Regions from separate parts of the Homo sapiens genome. Here all the other regions are linked to region 3. Evidence: chromatin contacts called from ENCODE Hi-C or POLR2A ChIA-PET data. All regions are on one chromosome and are shown on one strand. Each heading gives the region's core, a stretch centred on a gene start or an enhancer-like site at or near the end of the contact. The rest is flanking DNA. Distances are from core to core; before and after follow the strand shown.

Evidence for each region. Hi-C counts contacts between places; a loop is a spot of excess contacts on that map. ChIA-PET counts read pairs that join two places held with the same protein, here RNA polymerase II (POLR2A). Pooled maps may share reads with other maps.
Region 1: a map of CD8-positive, alpha-beta T cell shows a loop between it and region 3 (3-fold over the local background). The contact joins the promoter of IER5L-AS1 here to the enhancer-like site in region 3. A Hi-C loop is called at or near these places in 3 of 168 maps with a recorded cell type or tissue (CD8-positive, alpha-beta T cell and naive thymus-derived CD4-positive, alpha-beta T cell), 2 of 37 single-sample maps with no recorded cell type and 8 of 50 pooled maps. POLR2A ChIA-PET finds 5 or more read pairs at or near these places in 3 of 52 experiments (CD4-positive, alpha-beta T cell, K562 and activated CD4-positive, alpha-beta T cell).
Region 2: a map of CD8-positive, alpha-beta T cell shows a loop between it and region 3 (27-fold over the local background). The contact joins two enhancer-like sites. A Hi-C loop is called at or near these places in 1 of 168 maps with a recorded cell type or tissue (CD8-positive, alpha-beta T cell), 1 of 37 single-sample maps with no recorded cell type and 11 of 50 pooled maps. POLR2A ChIA-PET finds 5 or more read pairs at or near these places in 3 of 52 experiments (B cell, activated CD4-positive, alpha-beta T cell and activated T-cell).
Region 4: a map of heart left ventricle shows a loop between it and region 3 (2.4-fold over the local background). The contact joins two enhancer-like sites. A Hi-C loop is called at or near these places in 3 of 168 maps with a recorded cell type or tissue (CD8-positive, alpha-beta T cell, Right ventricle myocardium inferior and heart left ventricle) and 12 of 50 pooled maps. POLR2A ChIA-PET finds 5 or more read pairs at or near these places in 2 of 52 experiments (activated CD4-positive, alpha-beta T cell and activated T-cell).

Annotation. Positions count from the first base shown.
Region 1 is chr9:129,234,968-129,239,559 of GRCh38, reverse strand. It overlaps IER5L-AS1 (IER5L antisense RNA 1), which reads right to left and starts at 3,331. Exons shown (of 7, transcript NR_187590.1): 1 at 3,249-3,331; 2 at 2,818-2,987. RefSeq lists an enhancer at 2,156-2,450.
Region 2 is chr9:129,200,719-129,205,146 of GRCh38, reverse strand. All of the region lies in intron 1 of LOC105376289 (a long non-coding RNA gene), which reads right to left. Among named protein-coding and RNA genes, the nearest start is that of IER5L, 25 kb to the right of the region's middle. RefSeq lists a silencer at 1,900-2,309 and an enhancer at 2,063-2,357. Within about 2 kb of position 2,211, at least 29 of the 41 ENCODE cell types and tissues checked have a DNase peak (open chromatin) inside an H3K27ac peak, as active enhancers do; they include B cell, where a contact is called at or near this core.
Region 3 is chr9:129,411,238-129,415,636 of GRCh38, reverse strand. No RefSeq gene overlaps it. Among named protein-coding and RNA genes, the nearest start is that of LINC00963, 75 kb to the left of the region's middle. RefSeq lists an enhancer at 1-752 and silencers at 1,334-1,473, 1,614-1,823, 1,934-2,103, 2,124-2,203. Within about 2 kb of position 2,441, at least 41 of the 41 ENCODE cell types and tissues checked have a DNase peak (open chromatin) inside an H3K27ac peak, as active enhancers do; they include B cell, CD4-positive, alpha-beta T cell and CD8-positive, alpha-beta T cell, where a contact is called at or near this core.
Region 4 is chr9:129,254,668-129,259,828 of GRCh38, reverse strand. It overlaps IER5L-AS1 (IER5L antisense RNA 1), which reads right to left. Exons shown (of 7, transcript NR_187590.1): 3 at 2,897-2,931; 4 at 2,027-2,058; 5 at 1,445-1,500; 6 at 947-1,035; 7 at 1-828. Among named protein-coding and RNA genes, the nearest start is that of IER5L-AS1, 21 kb to the right of the region's middle. RefSeq lists an enhancer at 684-1,222 and a silencer at 1,356-1,405. Within about 2 kb of position 1,313, at least 4 of the 41 ENCODE cell types and tissues checked have a DNase peak (open chromatin) inside an H3K27ac peak, as active enhancers do.

The DNA.
Region 1 (4,592 bases), core at 2,082-4,581, 180 kb after region 3:
ATATATTATATATTTTATATATTTATATATAATATATATTATATATTTTATATATTTATATATAATATATATTATATATTTTATATATTTATATATAATATATATTATATATTTTATATATTTATATATAATATATATTATATATTTTATATATTTATATATAATATATATTATATATTTTATATATTTATATATAATATATATTATATATTTTATATATTTATATATAATATATATTATATATTTTATATATTTATATATAATATATATTATATATATTTTATATATTTATATATAATATATATTATATATTTTATATATTTATATATAATATATATTATATATTTTATATATTTATATATTATTTTTTATATTATATATTATATATATTACAATTATATAATATATTATTATATATTATATATTATTATATATTATTTATTATATATAATATATAATATATTATTATATATAATATATAATATATTATTATATATATTATAAGCTCAGGGAAACTCAGGCTTGGGTTAAGGTGGGTCCAGACAGTACATTGGAATATGTGATAGAAACAAACAAACAAAATAATGCTCTCTGGGGAAAGGTAGCTTCATCCATGCTTTAAATTATCCTTGCACTTTAATTTTTCAAACACTATGGCTAACACACAAAGAAAACTAGGCACACACAAAAAAAGACACCATGAGAAAAAACAGACAGAAACAACAGAAGCATACCACAAAAAATTTTGTATATTGGAATTAGCAGACACAGTCTGTAAAACAGTTATGCTTACGATGTCTTAAAAAAGTAAAAATACAAGCTTAAAGTAACACCAGTGAACATAAAAGCTATGAAAAGTGACATAGTGAATTCGTAAAATAACCAAATAGAGGCTCTAGAAATGAACATTACAATAATTGAAATTTAAAACTCAAAGATTTTGGCCGGGTGCAGTGACTCAGGCTGGTAATCCCAGCACTTTGGGAGGCCGGGAGGAGACAATCACCTGGGGTTAGGAGTTCAAGACCAGCCTGGCCAACATGGTGAAACTCCGCCTCTACTAAAAAAAAAACAAATACAAAAATTAGCTGGGCGTGGTGGTGCACACCTGTAGTCCCAGCTACTCGGGACGCTGAGGCAGGAGAATCGCTTGAACCCGGGAGGCAGAGGCTGCAGTGAGCCAAGATCTCACCACCGCACTGCAGCCTGAGCAACAGAGCAAGACTCCGTCTCACAAACAAACAAAAAAAAATCATGGGACTCAAGAGAAGGCGCACATGGGAGAGGATGGGCTTAATGTTGGATGTGGCAGTCCCAGAAAACCGAGGCCATTGGTACTCAGAGGAAAGGAGGATCTTCTAGGGGCAAAGAGACCAGCAGGTTCCCAGAAGAGGAGGTAACACAGCCAGCTCTTAAGGGCAGGGGTCAAAGGAGGAAGATCTCACAGGGTGGCAGGCCTGCCGGGGGTGGCACTCACAGCTCCAGGGAACAGGGAGGGAAGGGAGGGATGGGAAAGAACAGAGGCCAGGCAGGGAGGTGGGAGCCAGGCAGGCTCTTCCCTCCTGGAGCTCCAGCAACCAGCAGAGAGCTTGGCTCCTAGCAGCTGCTCAGCAAACACTTGTTGAACAATTGAAGAGATGACTTCCCTGCACATAGTAGGCCATTGTCACAGGTGGTAATGGTGGGGCCAGAGCTTTTCCATCCCAGTACAGAGAGCAAGCCCTGGTTACCTGTCATCTTCCCCTTGATCCGAGGTTCCCAAACCACAGTTATGCCTCCTATAAACTCTAGTGGGTAGAGCACCAAGTTGGGAAACTGAGGCAGCCAGGGACAAAGATTGCTGGGTAGAGCTTTTGGGTTTTTCTGGCAGGGGGAGAAACCAAGCACCAACCCTCCCTGCCACCTCCACCACCCCCCACCTGCAAAGAGCTCCCCCAGGGAGAGATACATTCACATATACTCGAATCTCTCGTGTCACAAACAGAAAAGCCATCAGCTCAGCCTGCCTGCGTCCTCAGGGGTCCCACCTTCAGAGCTAAATGCACAGCCATTTAAGGACGCAGAGACCCTCTCCTCCCAGGAGTGGAGAACCCCCAGGGGTCCCTGAAGCCTGCAAAATTGGGGGAACTGAAGCTTCTCGGAGCCCTCTCGCTCCCGCCTGCCTCATGGCTGTTCATTTCTGCAGAATCTGGGGGCTGAGGCTCTGGCGTGTGACTCACCTCCCTCCCTCCCTTCCTCCCTTCCTCTCTCTGAGTAAATGTCAAGTAACATTAGTTATCCCGTCTCCCTCCCTCGGCAGCACCCCCCTCCCTGTTTTTGGCGGTGCTGTTTACCTCGGCAGGATCAATCAGCGTTCAGGGAGAAAATAGAAACCCTTTTAGATCCAATTAATGAAAATTGGGCAGAAGGAATGTGCCTGTTTAAAATTTCACTACCTGGGCAGGGATGGAGGTGAGGACTGGAGATGAGGGAGGTGGGCTAGAATCAGGCCTGGCCCGGCAGCAAGCCCCTGGACTCCTCCAGCGTTTGGAAGAGGAACCTCAATATCTGAAGGGGAGAGGGCTGGGAGGGGCCCCAGAACCAGGCCCTGGCCAAGCGCTGTCTATAGGCACGGTACTTCCAGAGCTGAAAACAGCCGCTGGGCTACATCCTTGCAGGGCAAGCAGAAAAAATGATTGTGGGGAGGGGCCGGGGGCAGGGGGGAGGTTGAGGGGAGGGAAAGAGAATGAAAGCAGCCCCTACCACACACAGGCTTGGCTTTGGGTAGGACCCCCGGCTGCCCCGTGTTCCCAGGACCCCTAGCCCCCAGGAACACACCATGTCATTCCAAAGCCCTGTGTCTCAGGAACTGTGCTGGGGACTGAGGCCTCCACTATGAGGCCCGTGGTCTCGTGGTAAGCAGCCGTGGCTCTGTCCCCAGCTCTGCCACTGCTGGCTGCATGATCTTGAACAAGCAGCTGGCCCTCGCAGCCACTTTTCCTTTGCATCTGTAAAATGGGATGATCACGTGTGTGCCTCACAGGGCAACTGGGAGGGTGAAATAGGAAAAGGTGCAAAAAGTCCTTGGCACGGGGTCTGCCCTCCCCCAGAGTCTGCTCGCCCACCCAGCATCCTCCCCACCCACCCCAGAGCCTGTCCCTGCAGCCCCAGGGCTGCCCAGCTCCAAGAACTCCCAACTGCACACTTATCTCAGCAAAGACCCACTGAGTCCCCCTAGACTGCCGTGTAAGGTGAGCCTTGTCACTCACCCGTCTCATGGGAGAGGACAGACTTGAAGAGTCAGAGCAGCACCTGCAACGGGGCCGATGGCTCCAGGACACAGCCTGGCTCTGCCTGACCCCGCCCCGCAGCAGCAGTGGCTCCCTAACCTTGGGCACTGCAGCTTTGAGGATCGTGAGCACCCACAGTCCCACCCCCAGGACCTAAGCTGCTGGGGCAGGGATGTGAGCTTCTCACGTGCCCCACCTGCAGCAACAGGATGTGGTTTGAAAGGATGAAAGAATGAAGTTGACAGTCTTCAAAGCACTTTTGCATCCTTAAAGTGACTGTAGGCACTATTCCAATGACCTCACCTTTGGGCCTCAGTTGACTTGTCTGTAGAATGGGAGCTGAAGCAAATGTGTCACATGCCTGCAGCTTCATCACTGCGTCCAGGCAAGCTCCAGGAAGGGGACAGACCCCAGCAGGCGCGTGGCCCCCTGCACCCACTGTGTGTCCTTCAGTTCACTTTCTGCATCCCCTACCCACCCCCTGACAACACAGTGGTGAGGGGCACCAATGGGAGTCCTCACCAAAGGCCTGCACTTCGGGGTTGCCCAGGGCAACCTCTACCAACGAGGGCTGGGACGCTGGAGGGATGAGGGCTGCTTTCCATATACCCCTTGGAGGGGCCCAGTAGGGATGGAGGCCACCCTGCCCACAGTGGTGACCAGCCCCATGACACCCTAACATGGGCTTCTCCTGCTCAGCCTCACTCTCCCACCCCCTCACACAGCCCCCTCGGAGCCCTTCCCTTTTGCACCTGAGTCTTCATCACAGGCTCTGTTTTCAGGGCAACCAGGCTAAGACAGGGATGAAAAATAGCAACGACAATAACAACAACTTTATGAGCCTATGCGATGACCTCATGAGCTCATGGTGGCCCAAAAGGAGCCCGAGCACAGTGGGGGGTGGGGGTGGTGACGGGCCTGGCCTGGAGCAGGTGCTTAATGGACAGGTGCAGTCTCCCAAGCAGAGCGGGCGTCCATTCATTCATTCCACTCACGCCATGCATGGCCAAGCCAGGGCTCAGTCCCAAGAGTGGGACAGTTCCTGCCCTCGAGGACCATACCCTCGTAGAACAGATGGGCAAGCCAACCAAGGGGTACACAGCCAAGTGACAGGGTCCATGTCCAAGTGGCATAGTGCAATGGGAGAGGGAAGAAGGGCCTTTCCAGGGTGAGGAAGGCGTCCAGATTGGGGGAAAGGAGGCCGGGCAGGAAAGGTGTTCCAGCAGAGGGAACAGCTGGAGCAAAGGATCCAAGACAGAGGATGGCATGGGGGTGGGGGCAGGGTGGGCAGGGATGAGGCTGGAGAGGCCCAGAGGCACGAGC
Region 2 (4,428 bases), core at 962-3,461, 210 kb after region 3:
AGATCACGCCACTGCACTCCAGCCTGAGCGACAGAGAGAGACTTCGTCTCAAAAAAAAAAAAAAAAAGAATCCAAACTCCTGGGCCCCACCTTGGATTCCACGTATCAGGATGTCAGAGCAAGAGGGCCCAGGAATCTGCATTTAGCCAGCGTTCCAGAGATTCCAACACAGCCAGCAGACATCTGGAGAAACCACTTGGCTTCCAGAATATCGACCCTGAAATTCAATCAAAGAGGTGAAGAGAGGTGAAGACTGTGCCTGGTCCTCAGGAGCCAGGGCTGCCAGTGGAGAAGGGGCTCCTGAAGAACAAACGCCCCCCTCACCCCTCCCCGCACCCCCATGGCCCCACATACCCTAAGTTTTTAATCTGTACATATTCAGTGTCCTCTCCCTGTTCAAGCACGTGTGCAGTTCCCATCAGGATGGGAGGCGGGGGTCTCGGGCCAACACTTTCTGTGTGTTCCCATCTTTTTGTGAAGAAGAGGCCCCCAAGCATCATGAGAGATTTTTTTTCCTGCCATCTGAGTTGCATTTGTGAAGGGCTAATTGATTTGCTTCCCCATTTTTTATTAATCAAAGACAAACCCCAGCAGAGCCAGGCCTCTGATCTGGGGGATGAGGCCACACTGGGTGCCATCCTCACCCAGGGCACAGACACCCGACGTTTTCAGTGGGGTAAGGAGCTTCATTTCTGCTGGACCACTCGTGTCCAGAACACTCTGGAGAAGTCCAGGGGCCCGAGGGGCAGGGTAGGAAGCCTGGGATCCAGGCAGGGAAGTCATGCCCTGAGTCAAGCAGGCTGAGAAGGATCTGCCAGGGTGACCGTGGAAGCAAAAGTCAGGTGCTGCTGACAGTGAGGCCTGGGCTCCCTGCCTCTCCCTTCAGACATGACCAGGGCCACGGAGCACATCCCCCAGGATCTCACGGCCATCACCGCTAGCGCAGCCAACCCAGTTAAGGTTCACTTTTCAATAGCAGAGCCCCAGGCAACTTGCTGGGCCCGCAGACCCCAACATCTGGCACAAATCCTTCCTGCTCCTGCCACATCTGGAATGGGGGAGGGTGTGAAAATGACCCTCCCCTATTTTTCATGGCGGGCTCCTGACAGCTAGAGGCCGGGGAGGAAAAGATTTTTCTTGGACCTCACAGAAGCTCACTCAGCAAAAATCTGTGAGGGTCTCAGTTTCCCCCTCCAAGCAGCAGGGATGTTGCTCCTCCCCATATATCCCATACTCCCTCCTCAAACCCCTTGCTTCTGGGATTTGAGGGGGCATTGTGCCCCCTGAGGATGGCATTGTGCCAGCTCTTGCTGCAGCCCTGCCCTGGGAAGTCTCCTTCCCCTTCCCCTAAGGACACGCCGGGGCCTGAGAAGCAGGACCCCCAGGCTGGTTCCAGGCTCTGCCACTGAACCCTGGTCACGTTCCGCCTGGCCACTCTGCCCGAGAACCCGGCACGCATACTGGATTTGGGGATCAGAAACACTCTTCGCCAGGTGCTTCCCACGGGCCCTACTCACCTCTCCACCCCTCCCAGCGGCCCCTCCCCAGCCGTTCTCTGCCTGCCAGCCTCCCAGGCCTTCTTTTGCTTCCCCTAAAGCCTCGAAGCCCTCCTTCATGCTGTTCCCTCTGACTGGAACACCCTTCCCTGCTCCTGCCCTGGCCAACCCAGGCCTAGTCTGAATGTCACCGGCCCCTGGAAGCCTTGCCCATACCCCAGGTCCGTCAGGCCCCTGTGCCACCCTCCTCCTCTCCGGTGGGGTCATCTGGTGTGTCACTCAAGACTGAATGTCGGTGATCCCCTCCCCCGCCCACCCCGACTTTAAGCGCTGTCCCCAAAGGGCCAGACACACACTCGACAATCAAGGTGTGGCTAACGGAGACCGAAAAGGTTCCAGCGAGATCAAGCGTTTTAAAGCGCCCGGGGTGATGTTTGAGAGAGGAGGGTGGGGGAGTCAAGGGTGGGGCAGGATCCCAGCCCCGCCCCTTAAAGGGTCCCGGGAGTACGCGACAGAACTGTCCTGGGGTCCCCGGCGCAGTAGGATTAATTCAAAAGGCCTGCGGAGGGTGGAGGTCCCCCAGGGGAGGGGTCCTAGGGCCCCGTGAGCCGCGCGGGCGCCGGGCTGCTCCGCGAACGTCCGCGCCAGCGGCTGCCCGGGGGACAGGGCCTGAACTACAACTCCCATGATGCTGTGCGGCATGGCGGGCCCGGGCGGGGCGGGCGCTGGTGGCTCCGCCCCTCGCGGCCTTCTGGGGACTGTAGTTCTACCCGGAGGGGCGCGGCCTGGGTTTTGGGGCGTCTGGGCATTCTTATCGTCTCGGGGAAAGGGGAGCCTCTGCGGCCCGCGAGGAGGAAGGGACTGAGGGCGCTGACTGCCTGCAGGGCGGTCGGTGGCTCCCTTCTCTCCAGCAGCAGCCTCTCCCAGCATCATTTCCCAACAATACCAGCTGCTACAGTATTTAGTGAGCACCTACTATGCGCTAGGCCCTGTGCTGATCTCTTAAAGGACAAAGACAGAGACAGGCATGGTTCTTTGCTGAGCACACAGCCCAGGCAGGGAGACAGGCCAGGGATGTTTAATCACACAAATACATAATTACCTGTGATGGGTCCAAAACAACAGGGGCCACAAGGACGGGGACTTTTGGAACCAAGGACAGACACACAGAGTTAGACCACGGAATGGAATCTTTAGAATTTGAAGGGTGAATTTTATGGGTGGGTTGGGAAAATTCAGAACTAGCCCTGCCAACCCCTTCATTATACCGATGAGGAAATTGGCCCAGAGGCCAGGCGTGGTGGCTCGTGCCTATAATCCCAGCAGTTTGGGAAGTCGAGGTGGGTGGATCACTTGAGGCCAGGAGTTCGAGACCAGCCTGGCCAACATGGTGAAACCCTGTCTCTGCTAAAAATACAAAAATTAGGGAGGCATGGCGGTGCGCACCTGTAGTCACAGCTACTTGGGAGACTAAGACAGGAGAATCGCTTGCCCCAAGGGGGCGGAGGTTGCAGTGAGCCGAGATCATGCCACTGCACTCCAGCCTTGACGACAGAGCGAGACTCTGTCTCAAAAAAAAAAAAAGAAAAAAAAAAATTGTCCCAGAGACAGGAAGGGACTTTCCCGAAGTCACAAGCAGATCAGAGGAAGTTGGTCCAAGGAGGCCCACCCAGATGTTAAACTCCCAAGGACAGGGCCCCGGGTCTTACATGTCTTCTTGGCCCCCTCCCACCCCACCCCACCCCCCATACATGTCTCCCACCCAGCCCTGCATGGTTAGTGTGAGGAACAGCTCCACGGGCAAAGACAGCGAATGCCCTATGTCTGCCCTCAGTGAAAACACAGGGCTCGGGGCCTCGAAAATTGCACACTCCCTTGATGTGGCAGGAAAACAAGATTGACCGCATAGGGCCTCCAAGACCCTTGAATCATCCCTAAGAGAGTGGCCCTTCTACCCTGAGCAGGCAGGCAGAGATGCCCAGTGCGGGCTGAGCATGGAGCCCTTCTTCCAGAGTCTGCAGGGCGAGCACAGTCCTCATTCAAGCAAGGGAGCTTGCGTCTCTGCCTGTTCCCCATCAGTGAAAAATACACCCACCTCATGCCATCGTTCTAGCAGAAAAACCAAAGATGATGGATGTGTAGGGCATTTTCCAAGCAGAAGAGGTGCCAGTGTGAGTCACTATCCGCTGCATGCCCTGATGCGACGCCATGGGACAGCCAGAAGCCATCTGTGGCCTGCTGCTGGGTGCCAACCAGGGGACAGGCTGCCAGGGCTGGAGGTGTGCAATCCAGGAAGGAGAGGGGCTGCAAGCCTTTCTCCAAGGAATCAGGGCTTCATCGGAGCCCTGAGGATGCCCCCGTCAAGTCTCTGAGGTGAGCAGGGAATGGGCCTCCCTCGGTGACGTGTCTCCAGTGCTCAGTTTAAATAGCAGCTTCAGCAAATCTGAACGCACCATGGCTCCCTGCGGTCCTCCAGATGAAGTCTGCACTCTTCACCCTGACCCCTGCCCCTGACCCCTGGGGCTTTCTGTCCCCAGAATTCACCAAGGCCTTCCCTCCTTCGGGCCTTTGCAGGCCTTTAGGATTGCACCCCAAAAGTCAACCCAAGCTCTTCTCCCTTTCCTCCTTCTACTATAGAGACCAGCAAAATTTTAAGACTTGATTTTCTGGGGGCCAGGCGCTGTGGCTCACGCCTGTAATCCCAGCACTTTGGGAGGATGAGGCAGGTGGATCACCTGAGGTCAGGAGATCAAGACCAGCCTGGCCAATATGGTGAAACCCCATCTCTACTAAAAATATAAAAAATTAGCCAGGCATGGTGGCAGGGGCCCATAATCCCAGCTACTCAGGAGGCTGAGGCAGGAGAATCACTTGAACCCGGGAGGCAGAAGTTGCAGTGAGCCGAGATTGCACCATTGCATTCCAGCCTGGG
Region 3 (4,399 bases), core at 1,192-3,691:
AAGGTGGCCATCCTGGGTCACACCAGCTCCAATGACAGCTTCTATGTTCTAGCACCTACTGTGCACCAGATGCCATGCCACGAGCTTGTGTGCACCACCTCCAGGAGCCATCACCACCTGTGACACGGGCACTGCGCTATCCCTGTTGTCCAGATACACAAGCTGTGGCTTCGGCAGAGCCGGGATCCACCGCCAGGACTGTCTGGTCCTGGAATCCCGGTTCTCAGCACAGGCTACTGCTGGGCCAAGGTGGGGCTTCTCTAGACTGTAGCGACAGCTCCCAGGCGCCTTCTCCCTATGTGTTCATCTTCTCCTTCAAGGAGAGACGGCAATATGGCACCCAGACCTCCACCGTGGATCCTAAGTCTTCTGGACACCAGACAAGTTTCCCCTGCAGGGCGGGGTTCCTTTCTCACATCTGGAAAAGGGGGGTGGGGGAAGGAGGGAAGAAGAAACATCAGCCCTAGCCCCTCCCTCCCTTCAGCCAGCACAGGGCCGCAGTGGGGGCTCAGGCTGCTAGGCGATGGTGGCAGGAAGGAGGTTTGAAGCATGCGGTCCCCCTTCCCCGCACACCCTGTCTACATTCCCATCTGGTCAGCCTGCTCGCTGAAAGTTGAAGTCCGCCTTGTACAAAAAACAAAAGCCTCCCCTTTCCAATGCAGAAAGCCCCAGAGACCGGGGCCACTCCGCTTGCCTTCTCTCTTGGCCAGTGTGGCCAGGACAGGGGCCGGGGAAGTGACAGCTGCCCTGCTCAGGGGAGAGAGATCCCAGTCCTGGCTCGGGTCCTCTCTGGGGCCATACCCCAGGAGCAGCTCGCGGAGCCTGTCCCCGCTGACTCCCACCGGCTCCCGCCTCGCCCGGCAGCCCAGGCCCCGCGACCCCTCCCCCTAGGACCTCCCAGCCTGGCCATCCGAGATGACCTTTGCCCCTTCCCCACAGAAGCCCAGACCTCTGACCCTTATTAAAAACAAACCAAACAAAATCTGGAGAGAAAAAAAATTCTCCACAAACACCTGAGAGATGATCGCGTGTCCCCGGCGCACGTACACACACACACGAGCACACACACCCCAGCCTCAGACACGCGAGGCCGCCTCCACATAAACACGCTGCTGGAGGGCGGGTTTTGTTTATGAAACGTCCAGGTTTCTCTCAACTTTGGGACGGGTGTGGACTGTTTCAGAGTTTTCTGCGGGATGAGGGAGCCTGCGGGCGGCAAGGATGTATTTTCTGCTTTGTGCTCTTTGCTGGTTCAATCCGGGGAGGGGGATACGTGAACAAAAGGACCAGGAAACCCAGGAAGGGGGCCCCGGGGCAGCACCCCCACCCCCAGGGGAGGTCGGGCTCCGGGAGGGCAGCCCCGGGGCCTGGGAAGCCCGGACTGGGCCTGAGCTCCGGAGGGCAGGGCTGCTAGCCCGTGTCCCCTCCGCGTCCCCGCGCTGGGCCCAGGGTCTGTCGCTTCGAAAACGTCTGGGACCGCTGGGCCGGGGTTCCTGCCCCCTCCTCTCCTGGCCTACAGCGCCTGGAAACCAAGGAATCCGCCCGGAACAATGGCAGGGCGGCTTTCCAAAGGCAAACAAGGAACGATTTGGCTTTTCCTTCCCCCGGCCCCCGAACCACCACCTAAGCGGGCGGCAGGGGCAGGTCTGGGGGTCCAGGTGGCCCCGGCGCGGCGACGGGACACACCCGCGACGCCCTCGTGGGCCAGGCCCCGCTGCGCATGCGCGGGTTGGGGCGCAGGCGGCCGCGGCCGCCCGCGCAGCCTCGCTCTGGCCCGGTCTCCGTGGCAACGGGCTGGGGGGAGGGGCCGGGCGGCGCGGGCCGCGGTGGCTGCTATTTCTGCCGCTTCCTGTTCCTCGTGGCCACGTCGCCATGGCAACGGTGTTACTCACCGCGGCCGCTTCCCGGCTCGGCTGGCGCGCGTGACCCCGGCCGCTCGCGCCCCCTCGTCTCTCACTTGCTGTGTTTTCCCCTCTTCCCCCGGGCGTCCTCCTCCTGCACCCCGGGTCCCCCAAGCAGCGCGCCCCGGTGCCCCCCACCCTTCCCCCTCCTCCCCGGTGCCCACGGCCCGGGACGAGGGGGAGGGAGATTGATGGGGGACGCTTATTAAAAAACATTGTAACCGTTTCCGTTTTTATTACGTTGACAAGGGAGCGTTATTTACTGTTATTGTTTGCCGAGCGGGCCGCGCCGGAGCTCGGGCGGCCCCCCGGGAGCTCACCTTCAGGCCGCGGCGGGCGGGGGCCGGGGCGGGGGGCAGGGCGAGAGCAGGGGGCGTCGGGCGGCCGCGCACCCCGGGGCCCTGCTCCTCGCCCCTTCCCCCGCCACCCCGTCCGGGCCCCGCGGCGGGGCGCGTTGGCGCGGGGAGGGACTGCAGAGGCCCGGTGACTCGCGTTGAAGGAGAAAGGCAACAAAAAATAAAAAAGGAACAGATGACTTCATTCTCGGGAAGGCTCCGTCCTACACGGACCAATTTCCTGGGGACTGTGGTGGAACAGCCCTGCTGCCGTTGGAAGCACTTAAAACTAAACCAGATAAAGACCAGAACATTCTGGGCCCTGCTGAACCAAGCCAGGGCAGGCTGCCGGGGCATGCAATTTCTGGCCACATGGGGAGGTGGGTGGCCTCCCTCCACCCTCAAAGGGCGCCTGGCTTCCAGTGTCCCAAGATTGCGGGTCCTGTGGGGAGGTGTCCACCGGGATCAGATGGGCCTGAAGGACGCCCCCAAGCCCCTGCTGGGATGTTAATGTCATCCTGCTAATTAAAGTTTGTGATTCTGTTCCTAACTCAGCTCCCCACTCTTGGACATTATCAGCTCAAATGCATACAGTTGCTGCTCTGGACAGGGAAGCCAGAGGAAAAAGCCTCTGCAGTGCACACCATACCATGGGTTCAGAAAAACAAATGTTGGCCGGGCACGGCCCGCCTGTAATCCCAGCACTTCGGGAGGCCGAGGCAGGAGGATCACTTGAGGCCAGGAGTTTGAAACCAGCCTAGTCAACATGGCAAAACCCAGTCTCTACTAAAAATACAAAAATTAGGCGTGGTGGTGCACGCCTGTAATCCCCGCTACTAGGGAGGCTGAGGCATGAGAATCACTTGAACCTGGGAGGTAGAGGTTGCAGTGAGCCAAGATCATGCCACTGCACTCCATCCTGGGCAACAGAGCAAGACTCCATCTCAAAAAATAAAAATAAAAAAGTGTTTACACTTACAAGCAACTCCTAGTGAACAACCCAGGTTTTGGAAACAACTTTCAGAGACCCCTTTAGCCTGTTTCATGTTTTCTTTTTCTTTTTCTCTTCCAAGGACATGCGGTTAGCCTTTGGTCACGGAGACCTTTGCCCTTTCAAGATAAAGTGATCTTCAGCTCTCTTCCCAGCACCAGCCGCTCTCAGCTGCACAGCCCTCCCTGAATGTGTGAACCAAAGTCACTGGTTCCAAGAAGAAAGAGCATCCTCCATCCCCACCCCACCCCCACCCCCACCCCACCCCACTCCCACCCCATCCCACCCCAGCGCTTGTGGAGTGTAAGACAGAGGTTCCCAGCCCTGAGATACGGACAGGCATCGGGCAGGCCTATACCTCCCTCCACGCCGAGTCACCAGCACTCACCCCACAGGCTGACCGTCCACGCAGAGCTGGTGGTGGGTTCAGAGGGTTTAGCTGATGCGAGAGTCGGAGCCCTGGGCAAAGTTTGTGACAAAATGACAGTAGACACCCAGTGTTGCAGAACCCCAGATCTGGGAGGACTTCGGAGATTACCCAGACCAACTACCCCCACTTCTTGTTTTACAGTTGGGCAAACTGAGGCCTGGAGAGGGGAAGGAGATGGGGCTAAGATGCGCCACCAGCTGGTGATAGAGCCTAGATGGGACCGTGGCGCTGTGCCTTCCATTCAGGTGCTGGTTGCCCCACTCTTTCATCTGTGGAATTATCTGTATGATCAGAAGTTTGGGGCTGGGGGCAGGACAACTGTCAGTCAGGGGCCACTGTCGCCAGAGTGCTAGGGTTCAAATCCTTCCTTCTCAGCGAAGCCTTGGGCCAGCGAGTTCTTCTCTCCAAGACTTGGCCTCTTTATGTGTTAAGTAATGGGGGTAATAACTGACCCTGGGCCGGGCGTGGTGGCTCACGCCTGTAATCCCAGCACTTTAGGAGGATGAGGAGGGCGGATCACTTGAGGCCAGGAGTTCAGGACCAGCCGAGTCAGCATGGTGAAAACCCATCTCTCCTAAAAATACAAAAATTAGCTGGGCGTGGTGGCGGGCACCTGTAATTCCAGCTACTTGGGAGGCTGAGGGAAGAGAATCACTTGGACCTGGGAGGCAGAGGTTGAAATGAGCAGAGATTGCGTCACTGCACTCCAGTCTGGGTGACAGAAAGAGACTCCGTCAAATAA
Region 4 (5,161 bases), core at 64-2,563, 150 kb after region 3:
TGGTCGGCAGAACAATGCCTCCAAAATGTCTGCATCCCAATCCCCGGAACATATGGATCTCCTTCTTATATTTCATGACAGGGGAGAATTAAGGTTGCAGGTGGAATTGAGGTTGCTAATCAGCTGATTTTGCGATGGGGAGATTATTCTGGATTATCTGGGAGGACCAATGTAATCACAAGGTTCTTAAATGTGGAAGAGGGAGGCAGGAGAGTCAGCGTCACAGCGATGCTAGGGAGGAAAGACTCGGAGCTATTGCTGGCTTTGAAGACGGAAGGGGGCCAATGTGGGCGGCCTCTATACTTGGAAAAGGCAAGGAAACCGATTCTCCCTCAAGAGCCTCCAGCAGGAACACTGTCCTGCAGACACCTTGAATTTAGCCCTCTGAGACCATGTCAGATTTCTGACCTATAGAACTGTAAGAGAGTAGATGTGTGTTGTTTTAAGCCACTCAATTTGTAGTGAGTTGTTACAGTAGCAATAGAAAACTGATACAACTGGCGATGGGGATGGGGCTGGGAGAAGGGGCATCAAGGACATCTGGCTTGGGGACTGGAAGGACGGCTATGCCACCAAGCTCGAGAGGCTGCAGGAGGATAAACGCGTGGGATGGGAGTCCACACCTCCTCTGGCTGCCGCACCTGAGGGAGCAGCCCAGCCCAGCAGTGGGCACGGAGCCCAAGGATGGGGGTGCATTCGTCATCACAATCAGGGGTGCAGTCGCTGCTGTAGGATGGATAGGCGAATGGATGCAGGCGAGGTCCCCTACGATGCCTTGGGTCTCATGATTCGAATATCAAAACAACCACACTTATTAAGCTTTCGGTTCTAGAACAAGACAGAGAAACAGAATTTAAACCTCAAGGTCTGAGGTCAATGTGGGGTTAGAAACTCAGGGCCGGGAGGCATAAGCAGAAACCCTGCGGGTTCTCAGATGCCCGCGTACCCGATTCTTCCTGGAGGAAGGGGAGCAGGTGAAATTGACTGGGTTCCTCTCCCACCTCTCTTTCCGTAGCAATTCCTTTTTTCCCTTTCCTTCAAAATAAAAAGGAAGAGGGGGTGCCCTGCTCGCAGGAGAAGCGCGGGGCCCATCCCCGCCCGGGCCACGCGGACCCCTCCGCCCGGCTTCGTTCCCCGCCTCCCCCGGTCCTTTGTCTCGCTCCCGCGCTGCCGCGCACATGGTCCCCTGTCAAATTCTGGGCGGCTCCCGGGGACACGTGTCTGGGAGCCCGCAGCTCCGCCGGCCCGCGTAACCATGGAAACCGCGGCCAATGGGAGGCCGTGTTGCCCGTGGGGGCGGAGCCGAGCGCGCCCGGAGCAGGAGGGGCCGGGAGGGCGTGGGTGGGGCGGGGCCGATACGACAGCAAGCTCGGGGCGGGGCCCGGGTGACCCCGACCCCGGGCGGTCCGCAGTGCGGAGGATGCTCACCGGGCTGACGTCTTACCGCGTATTTTTGACATCTTGACAGCGTTTCCTCGGCACTCCTGGGATTTTCTTTGCCTATGAAGTGCTGAGTGTGATCCCACCAGCAACGCTTACTAGCGATATGCGTTGTGCAAGTGACTGAGCCTTGCTTTGCCTCATCTGATAAATGGGGGAGTTGTCAGGGTCCCGCAAGATATGCGATTAGCCCAGGACTCGCACCCAGAGGTGACCAGTAACAGCAGTGACCCTTACGACAAACGGCCTTTTTCCTGCTCCTATGGAAAGAAGGACCTCATTCGTAAGTGAAGGATCCACCCTCTCAGAGGCTCATTTGCCCAAGCCTGATCCCAGTACCTGCCTCAACGTGCCTGTCGACAAACTGGGAAGATGGTACTGCAGTCCCTCAGGGTCTCATGCAGCATCCAGGCTGCTGAGTTCCCGGAGGTAGACACAGATGAGCATTTCTGGGTGCAGGGGCAGAAAGAAAGTTACAGTGCCAAGAGCTGGGGGCAGGACAGGGTTTGCCTCCCAGCCGGGTCACCCTCACGGGCGTTTTTGCCTCTCTGGGAAAAAGCATCTTGTGAAGCAGTGGAGATGATACCTGCCGACTTCCCACTCCACGTGGAGGAGAATCTGAAATGAGAAAATGGATTCTCAAAAACCTCTGTTTCTAAGTAAGCCTGAGAGAGTTCAATGGAGGCAGAAACAGATGGCTGCACCGAGGGACCGCGTCCCTCTTACCTGGCTTCCCCAGGGCCCAGAGCAGGGCCTGAGACCAACAAATACCCCCTAGCCAGGAGTTTCAATGAGCTGAAATCTGTTTCACTTTTAGGAAGAAGTGGGAAATGCACTCCTTCATTCATTCACTCATTCATTCATTCATTCAACAGTTTTCTGTAAGTCTGCTGTGTGCCAGGCACTGTGCTAGATACCCAGGCTACAACTGTGAACAAAACATTCCTGTCCTGAAAGAGGTCACCGTCTGGCTGGGGAGACAGACGTTAAAGAAATAAACAGGCAAACAAACACGCAGCCACAAATATCCATAAATGCCCTGAAAGGAAAACTCATGAGCCATGAGCACGTAGGAAATAAAAAGGAGCTGGGGGAGGGGCAGGCAGGGCAGGCCTCCCTGAGGAGGTGACCTTTAAGAGGGACCTGAGGACTGAGCCAGAGTTAGCCTGGTGAGGAGTGGAGGAAAAGAATTTCAGGCAAAGGGAACAGCGTGTGGGTGCTCTGAGCCTGGAGGCCAGAAGGAGCTTGGGCATGCGTGCAAGGACAATGTCTGTGTGGTCCAGAAGCCGGCAAGGGAGGCGTCTATGGAAGGCCAGTTAGATAGGGTCACACTAAGGATCTTGATTTTCGAAAATGGCCACAAAATAGGCTCCTGGGGACTTAAACTAAAATACACACCCCTGTTTTTCAAAGTGATTCCCGGGATTGGGCTTATATTCAATCCAGTTTCACTCACCTTCTACCTGTTCCAATCTGAAGGCACTGGACAATCTAGAATCAGAAATGCATTTCATCATACTCTGCACATTGCACTAAGAAAGAAAAGGAAGGCTGAGGCTGGGCATGGTGGCTCACGCCTGTAATCCCAGCACTTTGGGAGGCCGACATGGGCAGATTGCTTGAGCCCAGGAGTTCGAGACCACCCTGGGCAACATAATGGAACCCCATCTCTACAAAAAATACAAAAATTAGCCAGGTATGACCCACAGGTGCATGCCTGTGGGTCCCAGCTACTCAGGAGGCTGCGGTGGGAGGATGGCTTGAGCCCAGGAGCTCGAAGGTGCAGTGAGCCTTGATCACACCACTGCACTCCAGCCTGGGCAACAGAGTGAGTCCGTTTCCATGAGAGAAAGAAAAGAGAAAGAGAGAGAGAGAGAAGGAGGGAGGGAGGGAGGGAAGGAAGGAAGACTTTTAACAGGAAGATTAGAATTAGGGTTGGATCTGGGGTTAGAGTTGAGTTTTCGGTTAGGTTTAGAGTTGGGTTGGGGTTAGAGTTGGTTTTGGTGTTTCGGTTAGGCTTGGGATTGGATTTAGGGTTGAGGTTAGGATTGGAGTTAGCATGGGTTTGGGATTAGGGTTGGCTTTAAGATTGTGGTTGGTATTGGGGCTAGAACTGGGTTTAGATTTGGTTTGGGGGTTAGGGTTGGGATTATAGAGGCTTGAGTTCCACTAAGTATATTTATGTCACTGGCCCCAAACTAAATGATTTTTGTTTAATGAATGAATCACTATGTTTCATTGTGAACCAGCAAGACAAAGTGACCAGCCAAACTCACTTCCCTGGATATTCTGGGTTTTTTCTTTGGATTATTCTAAGAACAGGCTAGGAAAATTTACCTGTGCACTAATTTCATATTCTTCTTTTTAAGGTGGAACTAAAAATGATACCACAGTAGGAAGCAAGAGAGGAATAGTCAGTCTGTGCGTTTCAAACAGGTGACCAAGGAAGGAGAATTGGGGCCCAGCAGACAAGAGCCACGGGATGGGGGTGGAGACAGGTCCCAGGCAGTTGTTACCATAAGGCTGTGGGAAGCAGGAAGCAAGATGCTCTCAGGGAGGTCAGAAGAACCAGGTCAGGCTGGAAGGTGGAATCTAGATGAGGATTTAGGGGAGGCAAAAGGCAAGAAGATGAGCAGTAAAGCTGAAGAGCTGGGCGGGCCACAGATCATGGAAAGCCCTGCAAGCCATCCAGATGTAACTCGAGTAACTCCGGGGCCCATGTGGCCCCATCTCTGCAGAGTCTCACTAAAGCAGCTCGGGGCAGCAACCCAACATTCTTTATAGGGACTTTCAATATTTTTTGTGTCACACTAAGGAGAGTCCAATTTATACCCCTCAGCAGGACTTCTCAGCCCCATCACCTCTCCCTCCAGGACCCTTGCACTATATGCCACCCCCCGAGTTCCCCATTTGCAGTCCCCTGCCCTCTTTCTGCTCACTCGGTTCTTCTTCATTCCACCCAGCTTAGCCCGGGTGACTCCAGTGCTTTGTTTTCTTTCTGTTTTTCCCAGAGTCCCTCCAAAAACAACAGCACAGAGCTCACCCAGCAAGTGTGCATCTCAGCCTCTCCCATCCTGCCCCAGTCCTGTCCCCTCAGTCGCCCCCTGAAAGATCCTGACCAGACTGGGAAAAAGGGGGTACGTGGGGGAAAGCCCAACGGGCAAGGTGAGGATGCTCTCTCATGAGGCGCAGGTGAGCAGGCAACATTTCTGTGACTTGCTCTTGTCAGAGTACAAAGATCCCACTGTCTCCATGGGCAATGGGGAGCCATGGGAGGGTTCAGAGCCAGAGACTGGAGCAGGCAGATTCGTGAGTGCCTTGAGAGCAGGGCCCTGGATGTTTTGTGGGTGACCCCCACCCCCATCAGCACCTATAAGATTCTGCTTAAATATGTGATGAGTAAAGAGGTCAGTGGTGAATGAATGAATTCCTTTTTTATTTATTTATTTTTTTTTTTTTGAGAAAGAGTCTCGCTCTGTTGCCCAGGCTGGAGTGCAATGGCGTGATCTCAGCTCACTCACTGCAGCCTTGACCTCCCTGTGGCTCAAGCAATCCTCCCACCTCAGCCTCCCAAGTAGCTAAGACTATAGGTGCATGCCACCACACCCAGCTAATTTTTTTTATTTTTGGAGTGATGAGAGGATCTCACTATGTTGCCCAGACTGGTCTCGAACTCCTGGACTCAAGGAGTCCACCCGCCTCAGCCTCCCAAAGTGCTGGG